Linked DNA regions of Mus musculus: region 1 is linked to region 2. A link is a loop called in an ENCODE intact Hi-C map of the cell type or tissue named here. Cell type or tissue: heart. All regions are shown on one strand. Links, peaks and the distances in the headings refer to the core of each region. The heading gives the core; the rest is flanking DNA.

The links. A loop is a pair of places that touch in the nucleus more often than their neighbours do. Peaks named below come from ENCODE experiments on the same cell type or tissue, not always from the same donor. Only the 100,000 strongest peaks of a DNase experiment are listed, where the experiment ranks them.
Region 1: it touches region 2 in a loop (1.9-fold over the local background); 2 of 42 quality-filtered maps call a loop at or near these places.

The regions. Positions count from the first base shown.
Region 1 is chr12:100,628,169-100,638,137 of GRCm38, forward strand. All of the region lies in intron 3 of Rps6ka5 (ribosomal protein S6 kinase, polypeptide 5), which reads right to left. Among named protein-coding and RNA genes, the nearest start is that of Rps6ka5, 92 kb to the right of the region's middle. In heart, for the core only: no CTCF peak of the experiment used is centred there; no DNase peak of the experiment used is centred there.
Region 2 is chr12:100,773,850-100,783,818 of GRCm38, forward strand. It overlaps Dglucy (D-glutamate cyclase), which reads left to right and starts at 5,208. Exons shown (of 13, transcript NM_145448.5): 1 at 5,208-5,461. Gm40558 (a long non-coding RNA gene) reads left to right here. Exons shown (of 3, transcript XR_872933.1): 2 at 884-1,087; 3 at 3,865-3,896. In heart, for the core only: no CTCF peak of the experiment used is centred there; DNase peaks (open chromatin) are centred at 2,342, 5,212 and 5,732; H3K27ac peaks cover 1,375 bases.

The DNA.
Region 1 (9,969 bases), core at 582-8,581, 150 kb before region 2:
CAAAAGGCTTGTTTGAGGTTTTGACATGGACAACTTTGCATGCATAGTTCAATACGGTTAAAACAGAAAACAGCATTTAAACAACATAGAGTTGTTAAACATGGTACAATTCTAAGCAGCAAAAAATGTAAAAAAGCATTCTATTCTATTGACTAAATTTATTAGCCAAGTATGTCATATTTTTAAAAGTATACTCTAGTTTTCACTTTATACTTGCTTTATATTCATATATAGAACTGGACCTTGTTGCTTACTTTAAATCAACTATTAACACACAGAAGACTTGTAAGTACAGCATGTAGAACTCTTTTTACAAAACAGCTAAGCCACCAACCAACCAAACTGATGTCTTATCATTAATATACACTTTCATACAACATAACCACTTACAAATCAGGAAGTTTACATGAATTTATCATTACAATCTAATCCACAAGCCTAAATTTTTTACTTAAGTTGTTCCATAAGTATCTTCTATAGTGAATAGGTTCAACTTGGAACATATTTTCTCAAATATGCAACAAATTCTCATTCTTTCCTTGGTTTCCATAACCTTGGCACTTGAGGTTACAGTGTGTCACTTTGTAGGCCCTGTCCCTCACACAGGGCTGGCCATTATCATACTCAGGTGTGCACCTCTGGGGGCATGCTCATCTTGCAGTACCTTCTTGGTTGGTACATGATTTCAACGCATCCTACTCTCAATGAGTTTTACTTTGATCATTTGAGTAAGGTAGTTTTCTTTGAGTTGTCTACTACAAGAGAAAGAGAGCACACATTTCATCTTTATAATTAACACTCACTTTTGGAAAGGTAATTTTAAAGTATATAGCTACCCTAGGCCTCATTAAACATTTAGTTCTTTAGTTATATCTGGATAAATTCATGGTTTCTTATTTTATTCAAGAGGCCAGGATGTACCACTGTTAGTTACCAAGTTCTAGATCCAGAAATCATAAGACAAGACTAGATCCAGAAGAATATGGGGGAAGTCATTACAGGAATGTCAGCTAGAGCTGATGAGAGACACAACACTGACCAAGAGCAAATCAAGCTCCCTGACCAAAGAAAAAGAGTAGTTTAATTTTGGACAAGTTCATGGCAAAGGTCTCCATCCAAGCACTTCATGCAAATAGGGGCTATCCAGTCAGAATGGTTAATATCTAAACTTAGTTGGAGATAGTTTATGAGTTACCTTTAATAGGCAAGGCCAGCTTTCAGGCCCTTGTTTATGGCTGTGGTAGTGGGGTAACGTAAGAGCCAAAGTTAACCTATAAGTCCCAATTGCCCAAGGATAGATAACTTCTTGGAATGCTGGGTGCTATAGTTCTTGGGAAATAATAAGCCACAAGATTTTTACTTCCCTTAAAAAGTCTGTTTGACACATCTACACCAGATGTGCTTGACCACATCTAGGCAGGAGGTACATCGGCGGAAAATATATTAGGATGGATACTTGCTCCTGATAAAAGCGGGTTTTGCCTTTTTATGCCCTTGCAAAATGTGACTTGTAACCATTCCCTGGGAACACAAGGGTGGACCTGGCCAAAGTCCATCAACCAGGCCAGTGTTTAATTACAGCATCCTTCAAATTTGGCTCGAAATTGTGGAACTGTTTTTTCTCTCATGAATCTCAGGATTAACAGTAAGTTTGTAACTATTCTATTTTACAATCTAGGTGTTTCAATATATAAAACTGCTGGCTCTGCTGTGAAAACACAAAGTAAATATGACACTGCGAGGCCCTTTCCAAAATCTAATCACTCTGCCCTTTTTGTGCAGCCCTTGAATGCCTCACTGCCATCTTTTTTATTTGTTTATTTGTTTGTTTGTTTGTTTGTTTCACTATGTAGCCCTAACAGGCTAGCTTTGAACTCAAAGAAAACTGTCTGTCTCTGAATCCTGAGTGCTAGAATAAAAGGATGAGATACAATGCCTCCTCTTTCTCTCCCTCTTCCCTCTCTGTATTTTGGGGTATGGGGGACAGTACACACATGCATGAATGCACATGAGTGCAGATGCCTATGGAACCCAGAAACTTCTCTGGAACTGAATTCCAGGTAGCTGTGAGGTACTCAACCTGAGTTCTGGAATGGAATAAAGGTCCTCTGCAACTGTAATATAGCTCTTAACTGCTGAGCAATGGCTCCAGCCCTGGATGTGATGGTTACTGCTAAAGCATGCTCTTTCTAGAATTCTAACTACAATTTTGTTGTGTTTACCAGGTCCAAACATCTTGAGAGTAATTAATCCCAAACTCTCTGTCCCCCAAATCAAGGAGTTACTAGAATCTCCATTCAGTATCTCTGCCTTAAGGAGCTGGGTGACTTCTCCAGTACTCATTCCCTTGTTTGCAGAATTCTCCTCGTCCATAACCAACAGCCCCTCTACTGGCCCCAAAGCACCATTTCTAACTCCTTAGCCCTGTCTGTCACCTCTCAACTACATTTTGACCTCTGGGATGGCCTTTGGAGGGAAATACTTAGAAAGATGAATGTAGTAATTTAAAACATACGTCTTTGATATTAGATAATAAAAAGGCTACAGCCTTTATCAACTGTAATCCAAGTCATTTTTAAAGCTATATATATATATACACACATACATAGCTTCATACACATATGAAGGTCGGAGGGCAACTCCTGGACCTGGATGCTATACTGGCCCAAGCACTCACACAAGGCCGTTTTCCTGAGCACTTGGTCGATCTACTTAAATGACCAAGTTTGGCACAGCTATTGTACTCTTTAACTGTAATTACAATTGAGCTGGTGGGCTTCAGAGCTTCAGAACTGTAATAGGGAGCACTTTGTATGCAGCTGACTACCAAGGATATACTGAAACTGAGGCTCTGGAGCCTTCACACTTCAGTAGACCAGATGACTCGAGTAAAATTCAAGCATGCCCACCTGGCAGTGCAACCACAAACCAGACAGAAAAGGAGTCTGGTGATAGCACTATACCAAGGTGAACTTCAGTTCTCTCAAAGGAGAGCACTGAGCCCAGTATAATGGTAAATATTTGTCCTTCGGCACTCAGAAGGCTGAGGCAGGAGTATCTTGAGTCCAAGGCCTGCCTAAATAACCTACTCAAGGTGAGTTTGAGGTAGAAAGACAAAAGTCTCATCTCAAAACAACAACAGAAACAGCATCTGCACCAAGTACTGCAAGCCAACTGCAGCCCTGCCACTTCAAAATGGTCAGTGATACCACAAGTAGTCAGTCCTCACTGCCCTCAGCGGCTTAGGGTTCTCAGCCCGTTAGCTCAAGGAAGCCTGCCCCGGCACTGGCTAGGTCAATGTACTTGCTGAGCTGGCCACAAATCCCATTTCACATTGGAGAGGCAATGAACACTCGAGCTGAGTAAGAACGGCCACCAGAGTTACACACGGCCATCTGCCTGCTGGACTCTCAGCCAAGCTGGCTCGTCTGCCCTCAGTCACTTTCCTGATAAAACTATGAAAATTTTTCATAAGTACTGTACTGACTTGTGGCACAATTTGTAAGCCTGAGTTGTCTTTTGTTTGTTTGTTTTGTTAAAGCCAATGCTAGTTTTAGTTTCTTGTTATATGAACACTGTAGGAATAGTATGTGATGTCTTAGTTTTTGCCTCTTTAATTATTAGTTTATATTACAATCAACAACAAAATAAAATCACAACAAACATGGACTGAGTGATACTGTCAGTACACACTATTGCTACGATACCTGCACAGAAGTCGTACCTTAAATCCCTATATTGGGGACAAAGAAAAAGCTCCTGGAAGGAACTCAATCCAGTGTCTGAGACTGGCCTGAACACCTAACTTACTGCTTCTGAGACTAGCCCAAGAATAGCAACTATAGACACTGGGCACTTATTTTATACTGATTCTGTTTAGGAAGGAAATATCTGATCCTCACAACACTATAAAGTACTATTAAAGTAATATTATAATCTTAGAGAAAATACAGTAATTGTCAGAGGTAAGTGAAATGTGGAGGTTAAATAAACTTCTCTGAGTTATCCATCTGACTACGTGGAGAACAAAGCTGAGGAGGCTGAGAGACACTGCTCCGTACCACTCGCTGCCTGGGGATCCCTTCTCCCCTCTCTGCTCTGCTCCTGCTTCCCTTCTCAGAATGCTGACCTTGCTGATCACTCTCAGCTAAACTACCTGACAGCAGCTATGCTACTTTGCAATACTTAAATTACTTAGGGTCATGTAATCTTCATATTTTGGTCACATAACTTCACTATCTTATGTAAGTTTAATTTTTTTCAAACCCTATTTTTTCAAATTGTATTGTTCCTTTGTTTTTATTTTATTGAATTCAGCCCCAAGTTTGATTATTTCTTGCCATCTACTTCTTTTTTTAAATTAGATATTTTATTTATTTACACTTCAAATGTTATTCCCTTTCCTTGTTTCCCCTCTGTAAACCCCCTATCCCATCCTTCCTTACCCTGCTTCTATGAGTGTTCGCCCCACCCACCCACCCACCCACTCTCGCCTCACCACCCTAGCATTCCTCTACACTGGGATATCAAGCCTTCACAGGACCAAGGGCCTCTCCTCCCAGTGATGGCAGATAGGCCCTTCAGCTCCTTCCTTCCTTCCCCTAACTCCTCCATCGGGGTCCCCATGCTCAGTCCAGTGGTTGGCTGTGGGCATCTGCATCTGTACTGGTCAGGATCTGGCAGAGCCTCTCAGGAGACAACTACATCAGGCTCCTGTCGGCAAGCACATCTTGGCATCAGCAATAGTGTCTGGATTTGGTGTCTGCATGTAGGATGGATCCCCAGTCTTTGGATGGCCTTTCCTTCAGTCTCTGCTCCACTCTTTGTCCCTATATTTCCTTTAGACAGGAGCAATTCTAGGTTAAAGTTTTGGAGATGGGTGTGGGCAGCCCTATCCCTCAACTGAGGGGCCATGCCTAACTTCTGGATATGGTCTCAACAGGTTCTCCCTCTCCTTTGTGGGGTATTTCAGCTAATGTCATCCCCATGGAGTTCTGGGAGCCTCAGGCTTTCCTGGCATCTGAGACTTTCTGTCAAACCCTATTTTTAATGATGGCATTTAAATGCTTTAATCTCCCTTCTAGGCCACTACCCAACAGAGGTAGTAGAAAAGAAAGGATATGGGGGAAGTGGACCTGTTTAGAAATAGTTCTTTGGAGCAAACCCCATCTGTGTTGTCAGGAAATCAGCAGCTCAGCTCACAGGGATAAATCACAGTGATTCAAGTTTGGCAGAGTCAAGATTCAGCAAACACAAATCAGCAGCCAGCTAGGACTCAGCCAAATCGGCCCAAGTCAGCAGGAGAGACCATAGCCGACACCAGGAACATCAGAAGTTCTCAGCTGTGCCTCTCTCAGCAAGCAAAGATCAGCAAAGACTTGAGACCAACAAGTGTTGCATAGCTAGTTCTACCAGCAAGCCTCTCTCACAGTCGGTTGAGTACTATTCATACACCCTCCAGACATCACGAGTCCTCCAAGGCTCTTGCCTTACCACCTGTCTTGCCTCAGCATGTGCAAAACTCCAAGTGTGTCTATCTCAGCTGACATCACTGTGCCAATCAGCCCGAGTCCACAGAATCGGCAAGAAGCTGCAGCACATCACCAGAAGTTTTTTGGTATGTTTCTCTCTATGGAGTCCCGACAAACCCAGCTCAACTATGCAATGTAAGGCCGACCAATACATGACATGTGTGTTGTTAGCAAAGACTCCTCCATCAGGTGTCCTTTCACGTGCTTGCTTTAGCAGAACATCCTTTCACCTGTGTCTGCTTCTGCAAAACCTTCCTTCATGAGTCTGCCTTAGCCTTTCACCTTGCTCTCAAACTGCTTCAGCGAAATGTTCTTTCATGTGTCTGCTTTAGGAACACATCCTTTCACTTGTGTCCGCTTCAGGGAAATACTCCTTACTGTATTTGCCCCAGCAAAACACCATCTGACTCAACTGACTTTCCAGAGAACCCGCTTGTCCCAGTTAAATTTCTGAAGGCTCATTTGCAGTCAAAGAACCCCAGAGTAGACATTCTATGGGGATTCTATGTAGGATTAAAAATGTATAGTAAACACTTAGTGTAAATCTGTTTTATGGAGTCTTGGCTGGCTTGGTACTCACTATGTAGCTCAGGGTACCCTTGAATTCCTAACAGTCATCCTAACTCAGCTTTCTAAGTGCTATGATTATAGGTGTGTGTGCCATCATTCTCAGATTAATTTTTCCCCCTAAAGCTGTGCTAACGTACAATAATCAGTGGTAGATTTCTAGGGTAGAAAATTCAAAGGCAGCAATTTGTGTCTTAGACTAGTGAAAACAGAGCTGTGTGTTCCTGGAGAAAGAAACAAATAGGACTTGGCTTTGCCTACAAGAATGCTTGCAGACTTGCAAACCTCTTAAACTTGTCCTGAGATGTTATCATTTTAATTTGTCTACCTGTTCAAACAGATAGATGAGAAATGGGTAATAGAGAAGATCTACAGTCAAAGCTTTTACCAGGGATTAGAATCTCAGATAGTTTACAACCAAGAAACATCGAATGTCCAGTTCTGAGAAATGCTGTATAATCTATTATACTGATATAATAGATACTGCAATATATACATCTTTCTGATACACTATTAATGGCTTTGGAGAAGTCCAAACAGCAGGAAGCTACAAACATGGGAAGCATGGTTTTAGAAAACTTGCATCCTGTTTTCAGGTGCACAGTATGGGGCCTGCGGGTACTCTCAAACTGTTTCTGCCTTTAGTCTAAGAAACTAAGAAAATAATCCTTTACTCCACACAGTGCTCCTAAATGAGGAAAGATTGAAGCTTCTCCTAGGATACAGGGTCTCAACTATGGCCTTATAAAAACAGAATGAAACAAGCAAACAAAACCAAAACAAAACAAGCTTAATGGTACAACATCAAACTGTAACAGTAAAAAGAACCCCCATAAAAATCCAACACTCCTCCATTTGCTCACTTGCTGTAGAATTCTCTGCTTTTAACATCATATCTCCCCTGAACCAGTTGAGAATACTGTTCTTTATTCCTAAAACTTTCCAGAGACATTCTCTCACATAACCACATCATAAAAATACCATTGCTTTATCTAGACTTCCTGCTCAAATTTTGTCATTTGCCCAGGATTCTTTGTAGTGACTTTATTCCACTCTAAAATCCAGCTCAAGATCACACAGCTCATTGGAAATTACATAAGACATGTGTGGATGCTTCCATCATTCTTTTCTTACTCCTGACATCTTTGAAGAGGATACATCCTGAGTGTACACAAATCTTCAATGTAGATTTTATATGATGTTGTCATGGTCATATGAAAGTAATAAACTCCTCAAACAAATGCCAATGGATGACGCCATCTTCTTAGGTCACATGGGAAATACAGATGAGTTTTCCTAACACTAGAGTTAATTTTGATCATGCCATTAATTTAGTCATTGAAGTGTTGATTGTCAGTTTTCTCCACTGTAAAGTTACTATGTTTTTCCTTGTACTCAACTGGCAAACCATGAAGAAATGAACTGAGATTATGCAAAACTATCCTGCTTCTCACTAAACTACCACCCACTCATTTTAGTGTGGAGTGATGATTTTATAACTCTCTTTCCCTCTCTATGTCAGTATTATTCCACAAGGGAAAGCTTTGCTTCTGCCCCCATTACACTTTCTTCTTTATACCACAACAAGATGTTCTAGTTCCATCTTGTACTTTTCTCAACTTTATTTTGATAGTTAATCTGATGGATCACTATCTGCCAGCGATGGCACTAAGCACTTTACAGACATCAAATCATTTAAGTCAAACAGCTCCAGAAAAAGTGGGCTAGCCGAGGGCTGGGGAGATCAAGAATTGCACCTGACACTTTCAGTTAGGAAATGCCGAAATTGTTTTCAAACAGAAAAAAATTTAAACAAAAAATGCATGTTTACAGAGGAGTGGGTAAATAATTTAGCTCGGTTACAGTGCGGGTAGGACAGCAGAATAACAGGAGATTGGTAGGAGAGGAGACAGGATGTCAGAGTAGTCTGAAAACCTGACTATAGAGTTAAGAGTATGTCATGGTTACTCCTGATTGGCAATAAGATTGAATTGAGATTGCACTAAAGCCCCCCCCCCAACCCCGTATGTCTATGCAGTCTAATTATTAACAGTTTAACAATCAATTGATAAACTCAAAAATCCAAATAAACTGTAGAAAGATGGTGCAGGGTGGGGCCTGATTAGAGGAAATGTGTTGCTGTGGTCAGGTCTTTGACAGGTATATCTTGGCTGTGGCCCCTTCCTGTTACTGTTATGTTTCCTGGATGGTGTAAGTGAAGAGTATTTTTCTAGCATGCCCTTCCACCATGGCGTTAAGCCTTGCTACAAGCCAAGACACAGCGGAGTTGGCAAACTATAGGGTAAAATTATGAGTCAAAAAAAAAAAAAACTTTCCCTTTTGAATTCAGTCATTTGTCACAGAGACAAAAAAAAAAAAAACCCACAATTCTATTTAACATGCATTGTTCTGTTTCAAGTATATGAAAGTGAGTGAGCTTCTTTAAGCAATGGAGTGGCCTAAGTGTGATGACAGGGTAAGAAGGCTGGTAAACTGGGAAAGATAAAGAAAAGTAACAAAAATAGACATTGCAGTTGTTTTCCACAATCTGTTACTAAAATAAATGTGCTTGTCCTGATGCACCAAAATAACCCAGGAGTTGGACACACAGATGCCACATTATCTCGTTAGAGGTCAGCCATCTCACTCAAGTCACTTCATCTGCATCACAAAGGCGATAAGAGGGGTCCTATTCAATCCTAATCCAATCCCTAAGGGCTGCCTGCAAAGGCCTATGAGTTGCTATACTGAAAAATACCCAAAGTGGTGCCTGGTGGCAAGTAAATACTAAAGCAATCAAAAAGCGACTGTAAAAACAGTTGCCACATTCCTATCACACCCCCACTCTTTTGTGATTCTGGAGGAAGAAATCTAAAATTCTCTGGCTTACAGACAACCTGCATTCCCATTCTTATAATATGTAGAGTAAGAAATGTTCTCAAAATATACTTTATTTATCTAGCTGGGCAGGTATTTGGTAGCTCAGATACCTAAAACTACATTGCTGAGTCACAAGATATTTGCATATTAATTTAGTAAATACTGCCCATTTTTATTAAGTTGCTGTGGTTGGTAAGATGGCCCAGTGGCTAAGAGTAGAGAGTGTCCTTTTTTTTTTTTTTCTTTTTTTCTTTTTTTCGAGACAGGGTTTCTCTATAGCCCTGGCTGTCCTGGAACTCACTTTATAGACCAGGCTGGCCTCGAACTCAGAAATCCGCCTGCCTCTGCCTCCTGAGTGCTAGGATTAAAGGCGTGCGCCACCACGCCCAGCTTAAAGATGTTATAGTTTTGTTTTGTTTCTTAAAGATATACAGACACACTGTAGCTATCTTCAGACACACCAGAAGAGGGCATCAGATCCCATTACAGATGGTTGTGAGCCACCGTCTGTTGCTGGGGAATCGAACTCAGGACCTCTGGAAGAGCAGTCAGTGCTCTTAACCCCTGAGCCATCTCTCTAGCCCCTGAGAGCATCCTTACAAAGGACCCAAGTTCAGTTTCCAGCTCCCACATCGGGCATCAGAGGTCCACTCCAGCTCCAGAGGTTGTCAATCCCTCTCTGAACATTTTGGACACTAAAAGTCATTTATATTCAACAGTGTGTCCAAAAAACAAAATAAAACAAACCGAAACCCCTATAACTCTTAGGTGTCTTAATTTCTTTTCCTATTGCTGTGATAAAATACTTTGATAAATGCGACCTTAAGGAGAAAGGGTTTATTCTGGTTCACAGTTCAAAAGTGCTCGCTACCGTCTGTAGTGGGGAAGTCAAGGTGACAGCGCCTGGTCACACCCCATCCAATCACGAAGCAGAGGACAAATGCACACGGCTGCTCAGCTCACTTTCTACGTTTATATAGCAGTCTAGGAT
Region 2 (9,969 bases), core at 1,273-9,272:
CCCAAGGACTAGATTTACAAACAGACTTCACCACACCCAGCTGAAGACCCTTTCTTTATAAATGAGGTGGATGGCAACTGAGGAATGACAGTCAAAGATCTGTCCTGGGCTGGAGAGATGGCTTGGTGGTTAAGAGCACTGACTGCTCTTCCAGAGGTCCTGAGTTCAAATCCCAGCAACCACATGGTGGCTCACAACCATCTGTAATGGGGTTTGATGCCCTCTGCTGGTGTGTCTGAGGACAGCTATAGTGTACTCATATACATTAAATAAACAAACAAATCTTTTTAAAAAAGGCTCTGTTTTCCCCATGCTACACATACACACACACATACACACACACACACACACACACACACACACACACACACCACACTTGCCACAAGTGTCCACAGCATCAGCTTTCATATTTTTACATCCAACCAAACCAAAATGAGGCTAGATGTGGTGGCACAAATCTTTAATATCATCAATAGTGAAGCAGAGGCAAGAAGATCTCTAGTTCAAGGCCAGCCTGTCCTACACAGTGAGGTGCAGATTAGCTGAGGGCTACATAGTGAGAACTTATCTCAAAATATAAAACCAACAAATTGCTTCCTTTGGCAGTCTAAGTAGTTGCACGCCTTTGGGCATATAAATCATTTCAGGCTCACCGCAAACATAATTTATTTTTAAACTATTTTACTTACATTTATTTTGCTTATTTAGCATGTATGTATGCATGTATGTGTGTGCACACACATGTACCAGGGTACATGTGTAGAGGCTGGATTCTCTTCTTTCATTATCTGGTATCCTGGGATCAAACTCAGGTTGGCAGGCTTGGTGGCAATGCCTTTACTTTCGGAGTCATCTCCCTGGTCCTTCATTTGCCCTTTTCTAGATGGAGAGCATACCTAAGAATTGGCTTGAAGAACTTCAGTTTGATGATGGTTTCCTGAGTCCGTGTCACACACCAGGCTCTGTGGCGTGCTCTGGAGTTCAGCCGTGAAAACACAGGAAACGCCTTGCTCTGGAAGCTCAGATTCCAGTTGAAGAATCAGGCAACAGATGGAAAGAAAGACATAGGCATACGCCTCTGTTGATGGTAAGTGTTGCCAGAAACTGAAGCAAGACGAGAGAGGTCCCCTTGGGGCCAGGGAAACAGAGACCAGGGAGTGACCTCACAGGGAGGCCAGGACAGGCCTTGGTCAGGAAGTACGCATCTGATATAGTTTGTTCATTTATTTTGAGACAAGATCTCATATAACCCATACTGCCCTCAAGCTCCCAGTGTAGCAAAGGATGACTTTGAACATCTGATCCTCCTGCCTCTACCTCCTGGTGCTAGGATTACATGTATACAGCACCAGACATGCTTATGTGGTGGTGAGAATCAAGTCTAGGACTTCATGCATGCTAGGCAAGCATCCACTCATGAGCTACATACCAGCCTAGACATCTGTCCTTCCTAGAATATTCTCTCTCTCTCTCTCTCTCTCTCTCTCTCCCTCCCTCCCTCCCTCCCTCCCTCCCTCCCTCCCTCCCTCCCACCTTTCCTTTTTCTCCCTTGCTGTGCTGGGAATCAAGCCCAAGGTTTCAAGCAGGCTAATCATCTACTCTGCTACTGAGTTACACCCCAACCCTCTCAGCTGCCACTGCTAAAGGAGTTTGAAAGTTCTCAAAGGACAACATGAACTAGAACCCAGACAGCAGATGATGGCAAGGAAGGTTTAAGAAATGAATGGAGCCAAAAGACAGAAAGGTCTGTGTGAGCAGAGGCACAGAGAGTTTTCTGAGATGAGGTGGTACCACCTGAGAAGGAGGTCCAAGCTGGCCCAGCCAGGAAGCTCTGTGAAGAGAACAGAAGAACAGAATGTGACGTGGGGACACCTCTGTCCATAGTTACAATTTTGTCACCATGGAGCTTTTTGTATGAACTTTGGCTTTTTAAAACTTGGTCTTATCATGTATGGTTACTGAACTGTTTAGTGCCCTCTTGGCCCTGTGAAGCAGAGCTGGTATGGGCATGGTCAGAGTCCCCAGAGAAAGGCCTGGTTCAGTCTTTAGACTTGACTCTTTGGTCAGTACAAAGACCATTGGAGGTTCTGGAGCAAATAAATGATATAAGCAGGACACCATTTGGGGATGAGTGGCGTGGAGGCAGTGGAGAGGTGGGAAGAAGGCAGAGAGCAAAGGGCAGTCAGGAAATTCACTGAACAGGCTGAGCCTGAGGCACGGGGCCAGCAGCGGGTGCAGAAGGAAGCTGGCTACCCCTGCCTTCCTCAGGTCTCCTCTGCCTGCCCTACACCATGAGGAACTCAGCATTCCCCACAGGCAAACAGACTCAGTAACCGCCTGGCTTTGCCTCCTTCTGTTTTTACTATGACTAATTTGTGAAAAACAGGAAGCGCTACCGTGCCAGTGGGCATTATTTGTGGCTAAGAAATGAACTTTGGAAAATGGCAAACCCTGGGTCCCTTGCACATAAGCACACTTGTACAAACACACATATATCTCCCGTCACGTGGACCCTGTTCCAGCAGGAACCATTATCTCCTTGGCTCTGACACCTGAAGAGACTCAAGAGTGGCTGGATTCACAAGACTGGAGACAGACTGCTTAGCCTTTCTACAAGTCTGAGGGAAATGAGCCTAGCCCACAGGGGAGAGTGCCTGGCAGGTGCCATCAGGCACTGGAAAAGCAGGAAGGTTTACAGAGTGGGTACAGGAAGCCCTGCCCTGCTCTCTGCTTTGGCCCTAGGGTTGCGCTGTCACTGGGAGGTATTGACTGCTGGTTGGGAAAGCCCTGAGACAGAGGAAGATCAGAGTATATAGTGGCTATCAGGCTGTGATTGGTGGTGGTGGTGGTGGTGGTATGTGGATGGTGTTCATGTGGTTAAGAAGGGAAGCTCTCTGGTATCTTTCCTGACAAAGGCACTAACACCATCACAGAAGGACCCATGCTCAGGAGCCCATCTAGCCCTAAGTGCTTCCTCAAATTCCATTGCATGGAAGGTTGGTGTCTCAACATAGGAATTTGGAGGAAAATAAAGGCATGATGGCGTCTAGAATCTTCCTGTCTAATTAGGTTTGAGGGGGAAAAAAAAGTCTTGAATTCTTACTTCTATCTCCCATTGACCCCTTCTAATCACCTAACCTTACAATAGTGAGCATGCGATTGTTACCAGATTTTAATGCTACTCAATTTTTTGCAAGGAGACTTCTAGGTAAACTGACTGTACCTTTACATTCCTCTGATGTAGGCAATTGCTCTCCCTACAGAGTGTACTCTGACACTGAGTGTTGAGATATTTCTCCCCCTTAGAACTTTTGCCTACATCGTCACATCCGCCAAAGAATCCATCTGTAAATATTTGGCATTCTTTGCATCTCTGGTCAACCACACAGTCTTACTTTCTGGAGTTCCGAGTCTCATCCTTAAGCCTCTAGAAAAGTGGAAAGGACACATGCCTCAGGCCTTGGACATTTGCCGTCTGCAAACCATCACCTCCTGAGGGGTACAGGTTAGGCGTGTCCTTAAAATTTAGATATCTAATAAGCTATTGTATGATGGCAGCTTGATTGCCTGAGTTACATCCACAGTGTTTCATAACCATTGTCACTGTGTCCAGCTCCAGAACCTTTTCATTATCCTATACTGAAGTCTGGACCCATTAAACGGTAACTCCTCCACACCTTCCTATCTACTGGTTTACTTTTTGTCCCAGTGATGACCTTGGCTGATTTAGGTACCTTATTACAGGTAGAATTATGGACTCCTCTGTGGTGGTTTGAGTATGCTTGGTCTAGGGAGTGGCACTATTTGGAGGTGTGGCCTCGTTGGAGGGGTTGTGACCTTATTAGAGGAAGTGTGTCATTGTAGGCCTGGGCTTTAACACCCTCATCCTAGCTGCTTGGAAGCCAGTCTTCTCCTAGAAGCCTTCGGACGAAGATGTAGAACTCTCAGCTCCTCCTGTACCATGCCTGCCTGGATGGTTCTATACTCCTGCCTTAATGATAATGACTGAACCTGTAAGCCAGCCTCAATTAAATGTTGTCCTTTATTAGAGCTGCCTTGGTCATGGTATCTGTTCACAGTAAAACCCTAACTAAGACATTCTCCTTATTTCACTCAGCACAATGTCTTTGTCTCCATTTATTCAGGTTGCTATGACAAAATACCACAAGCTGGATGGCTTGTAGAGAGCAGAAATTTATTTCTCACAAGTCAAGACTGGGAAGGCTAAGTAAGATCAAGGTGCCAGTGGATTCAAGTATCCTGTGGAAGTCTGGGTTTTTGGTTTTGGTGGTGGTCGTGGGGTGCAGATGGTGTCTTCTCTCTGTCTTATAACAAAGGGCAAGGCACACCCATCCCAATTCCTCCAGGAGGGGGAGAAGTTAACCAACTGGAGAAAAAGAATTAGAAAAGTGACCCAAGAAGAGACATGCCAAGGCTGGCACCAAAAGGACCTGCACTGTGCTTACGTGTGTGGTTTGTGCTGGGGTTGGGGTATGAGGCTCGGGAGCGGTAGGGAAGGTGAAACCACAGAGACTGGCTGGCACCATCTGCTTTAGAACCTTGTGTGGTTGGGATTAAGGCTGGCTCTGAAGGGAAGTCCTGAAAGCTTTGAGGCAAGAGAAAGCAGAACCTGCTCTTCCTCAGAGGAAGCATTCAGACCAAGGGAGGAAAAACCCCCACAGGCCTGCCCGTGTCTTTCAAGCATAGTCTGAGTGCTAGAGACTGGCCTAGTGTTGCGTTCCTATTATCTCAGATGAGTCCAGGGAACATTGAATGCTGGAGAGCAACTTACCCTGCCTAACCCAGCACAGCCCCAGGGCTAGCAGCCATTGATCTGCAAGAGCCTGACTCTCGCTCGGGTCAACACCTGCATTTTCGCCTGTACCTCAAATGACCCAGTGCAGTCTGACATTTGGACAGCACAGACAGCAATCCCAGTCTGGCTTCACACGGGAATTACCAGGGTAGTTGTGAAACTCCTCAGGGCTTACGTGAGTTCCTAGGTCTGTGACATTAGAATTTTTGGGACTTCCACCCTGCTGCAGCAGGTTTTCCAATCATCATGGCCATGCCTTTGTGTCATGCTTCCTTGCTGCCCGGGGAAAGCAAGAAACTCCCGCAAAGGGAAGTAACCTTAGAGGGCTCTGTGACTTTAAGAACCAGGACTGGCATCCTGCCATGGAAGTCTCCACCCCAGTACAGGCCTTGAGAGCATTGGCTGCAGGGTAGCAGAGCTGTAGCAGCCAGTGGTGCCTGGGGCTGTGCCCAGGCATGTAGATCAGAGACTGAGCCGGGCAGAGCAAGCTGGTGGCAGTGGCGGTGGCGACAGGCAGCCCCAGAAGCCCCTGTGAGCTGAAGAAAGAGAGCTTTATGCCTTTCAGAAGGAAGCTCGCTCTGCAAGGCTGAGGAAACAAAAGGAAGAATTGTGTGTGGACTCTAGTCCAGACATCTCAAACCAACAGTAAGTCAGCAGGGAACGTGAACGCGGCATAGTTCTCTGCCCTAGGCAACATCCACACACCCCACCCTACCCTATCCCAGCCCAAGCGTTTGAGGAAACTGCTCCAGGGGGCTATAAGCCAAAATCAGTTAACAGGCTTTCTGCTAGAAGCCACCAGGGCCTCCCCTTGAAAGTCAAATCTCTGCATATGACACTGGGGACCATGAGTTGTGGAATTGCTTCTCTACCCTCCTGGGATGGCCTTTCAGGACACCTTCCAGACCTTGAGAACCCCAAGATCATGAGAAAGCAAAGAAGGGGAAATTGAAATCATAGGCTTTGAGTGGCTGCCAACTTTGGGCCACAACCTGCTAGGGAGGAGGAAATGAAGCTAGTGGCAGAGACTTCAGGGCTGGCATGAGGGGAGGACAGACCAAGCCAATGCAGGCCTAGGGGTGTTGGCCAGATAACCACAGGGCTCGAGGTGCCTCTCTCTGCTTTTGAGGGATGATTGCTGAAGGTGAGGCAAACTCACATTGAGAGCTTGCTTCAGTCCCCACTGCGGGAGCCAAGGCTCTCTTGTCATAGGTGGCTGGGGGAACAAACCCTCTGACCTGTGCAGAAGGCAGAGCCCTGTGACTCTGGGAAGTCTCTTCCTATCTGTGTGATTAACCTAGGGGTTCGTTAACAGCCATCTTCCTGACTTCATGAACATGTATGTGTGCTAGGGAGGGCAGGAGGCAGCATGTTGGCACTGATTGGTCCAGAAGGAGCGAGCGTTGTTCCTTCAAAGTAGCTAAACACTGTCAAAGGAGGGGGAAATAAAGCCAGGAGCAAGAAGCAGAAGGAAAGCAGCATCCACTAAACAGATGGGGGAAACTGAGGCAGAAAGACAAGGCAGGATAGAACCAGCTGAAAGCTAGACTGGGCTTGCACACATTCCGATAAAGAATTTTTGTGTTAGCTTCCCATTCATATAACAAGACCCTTGACATGAGCAGCAACGTTAAGGAGGAAAAGTTTATTTGGGCTTATGATGTCAAAGGTTCCATCCATCCAGTCCATAGCCCTTTGACCTGGCCGTTTCCAGGATCTTTCAACATGGCTGAAGCAGGTGGGAGAGGGAAGCAGCTCAACTCGTAGCAGCCAGGAAAGCCAAGCGAGGACGGGTCTCAGCGAGAACGGGGCCAAGCGAGGACGGGTCTGAAATACAACAGCCCATCCCTAGCCCACCCCCAAGTACCAACTTCCTCCAAAGAGGCCTAACTTTCAGGGGTTTCCACCACCTCCCAAAGCCCACTGCTGAGGTCCAAGCGCACAGGATGTAATTCCCTCCCACAGGTCCTGCCCCTAAACACTGCCTACAGGGAACCAAGCCTCCAATAGCAGTTCATATAAGAACAACCTTAAAAACTCAGCTGTTCCTTTTGTCATGGGGACTGAATCCCAGGAGCTCAACTGGTGGTCCTTGACCTGGCGTGATGTATATGTGTGGGTAAATAAGAAACCCTGGGGAAGTTCGTGGGCATATCTGAAAGATCTGTCACATAGGACTCCTGTGTCAACACGCAGCTAAAGTCCCCTGCTCACTTGAATTGGGAACCTTTGAATTCCTTGTGCCACCCTTGTTTCTAGACTTGGTGAATTCCCATGGCTATGGCAGATTGCTGCTCCTCCTGGTCTTTCTAATAAGGATTCTTTTCAATCGAGAACCTCTGTGGTTTCGCATTTTGCCCAGCTGCTAGGGCGTGGGAACACCACTTGGGCAGGTGAAACATGGAGACTGAAGACTGCATTTACCCTACACCTACTGTTGGGTGCTAGATTTGAGGGACGCGCCGATACATCGCTCAGGGGGTGGGAAAACACAACCTAAGATGTGGAGTCCAAAGCTGGAGTTCCCTGACTCCTGGGTGTCCAGTCGCCACTGGAAACCACGCAGAGGAGCCTGGAACAGAAGGTGTGGCGGGGGCTCCACAGGGCCAGGGGCTCCTAAACTTCTGGACATCTAGACACTGCTGGGTCAAGGGGAAGTGGGAACAGAATTGTGCCCTTGGGCTGAGGAGTCCTGGGCCGGGGAAAGGGGAACGCCAGCTTAGTTCGGTGGTGGTGCTTAGCGGTGAGCAGAGGGGCCTTCTGTGGGACACTTAAGCCATGAGGCTCTGTAGACAAAGGTTTTCTCCGTGCTCCCCACAGCTGTTCTTGAAGAAAGAGACAGTCCTTGGTTCCAAACTGTGTATTGGTTGTTCATTGTGGAAAATGGGTGCATTCCACCTCCTGGAGGTTAATCAGAGATATCCAGGAAGAAAAACTTATTGACTAAGGAGGGAGGATGGTCACGTGACAGGGGCGGGGTAGGAAGCAAGTAAAGCTCCTATCTACCCCTCTGGGTTCCAGGGCTTCCAACCCACTTAACCTTACCAAGTTTCCTGGCACGGCCCACGGTCCCACAAACCTCTGTGCACATGTGTGCGTATGTATGTGTGTATGGATGTGGTGTGCACCGCAAGCCCACACCAGGTACAGAGGACTGAACGCATCCAGTCTATTTCAATTCAATCTCCCTTCTTCAGTAAAGGATGACAGATGTAGAAATCCAAACGTACCCCTCTCCCTGACAGATTTTTACAGGCTTTCTAGGATATCTGCCAAATTGCTAGATGGTATTTGCAATTTAAAAAAAAAAATAGAGTGCATTTTGTTATTTGGGTTTTAAGGATTTTCCAGCCTGCCTTAAGGCAGTTCATCACTTGTACCTCACTTTATAGCTTTTAAAGCGTTCTTCAACATTCGGAAATCTCTCTCATCCTTCCAGAAGGCCGGTGGCTCGGTTCCTCTCAGAGGCTCTCTTGAAGGAAACTGACTTGTGGAGACACTAAATGACTTGCAGCTTTGAGGTTACCATTCGGGCACAGGTCTCTGAAAAATCCAACCATGTTTTCTTACTTTTTTTTTTTTTTAATTTAAATCATTGTATGTGTGCATGCATGTGCCACAATGCCCTGCGGAAGGCAGAGGACACATTTGTGGAGTTGGTTTCTCCTTCCACCTTTGTGTACATTCTGGGATTGAACCAAGTTGCCAGGCTTGCTTGGCAACTGCCTTTACCTGCAGAACAGCCTTGCTGGCTCTGAACCGTGTTTTCCTGACCACGTGGAACTGTACAAGAGGTCTCTAAAACACAGTGAACGAGGATAGCATCTCCTTCCAGAATACGTGGGTTAGACTGCGGGTTTGGTCATCCAAAAATGGCGTGCCATCAGTTAGAGTACGGTATCTCCTTTTATGCAAAATGGAACCAAAGCTCTCATCTGGGAGGCAGGTGTGGGTTACAGGAGACGGTTCGTGTAAAGTGTTGAGAGCAACTCCTGGCATGTGGTAAGTTTTCAGTAAATACGAATCTGCTCTCATTTTATCAGTACTTTGGAGGAAGACAGTATTAGCCAGACACTGGATAAGCTGTAACTGATGGTTCTTAAAATGGGTTTCCTCAGAGGGGCTAGAACATGGTTTGCTTTCACCTAATGGCTAAGGGGCAGAAGGTCGGTGCAGGGAAGGGTAGCTACTCTGGCCCACTGGACCATCCTGAGCGCGTGCTTCCTCCACCTTCTGGCTCCCTGTTCTCAAAGTTCCCTCACATTCCCCCCCCCTTCTGTTCCTGCCTGTAGGAAGACAGGGAGGGGAGGGAGGTGACAGCCTCCTGAGTGATATAATTCATCAGGTGGACTGTCCTTTCACTCATATCCCATTGACCAGTACCTGGGCACGCATCACCACACGAGAATCTGGGAAATGTAGACTCCAGCTGTGCCAATTAAAGATGTCTGAATAAATCGTAGCTTAGGGGTTTTCCTTCTAAAAGAAAGGGGAGAGTGGAAGTTGAGAACAGTCGGTGGTCTCTGCTCCATGTCCCCATAGATGTATCCCTTGGACTTGAGTCTCACCCAGGCTCTGCTTCTTGCCTGCTGGAGGGCTGCTTCACCCTCAAGTTCTTCTTTATCAAACCTAGATGTAGCTCTTGGCTGCAGTATTTGACGTGTTCCAACAGTTCTCATCACTGCTAGATTAGCGCCTATTGGCTGGTCAGACTGCCCATGACTATCCAGCCTATGCCCTCTATACCCAGAGAACCCAGAAACAGTGGCACTGGGCTCTATTTGAATTATACTTGTTTTTTTCTGGATCTTTGGACAACTTCATTAGAGAGACATCATCCTTTGTGAACTTGGGTCTTTGGTGGCTGATGAAGAAGGGATATCCTGTTGCCTGGGGACCCATCTTGGTCTTTGTTATGGAGAGGACCTTCTCCTTCATCTCACCAGTAATTCTTTACATGGTTCAACAAGCCAGGCACTCTGGTTATATAAGTATTCCAAAATGTTCTATGGGTTAACAGCTTGGTCACAAGGTAATGATGTTGAGGGAATATTTGGACTCTCTCTCTCTCTCTCTCTCTCTCTCTCTCTCTCTCTCTCTCTCTCTCTCTCTCTCTCTCCCTCCCTCCCTCCTTTCCTCCCTCTCTCTCCTTC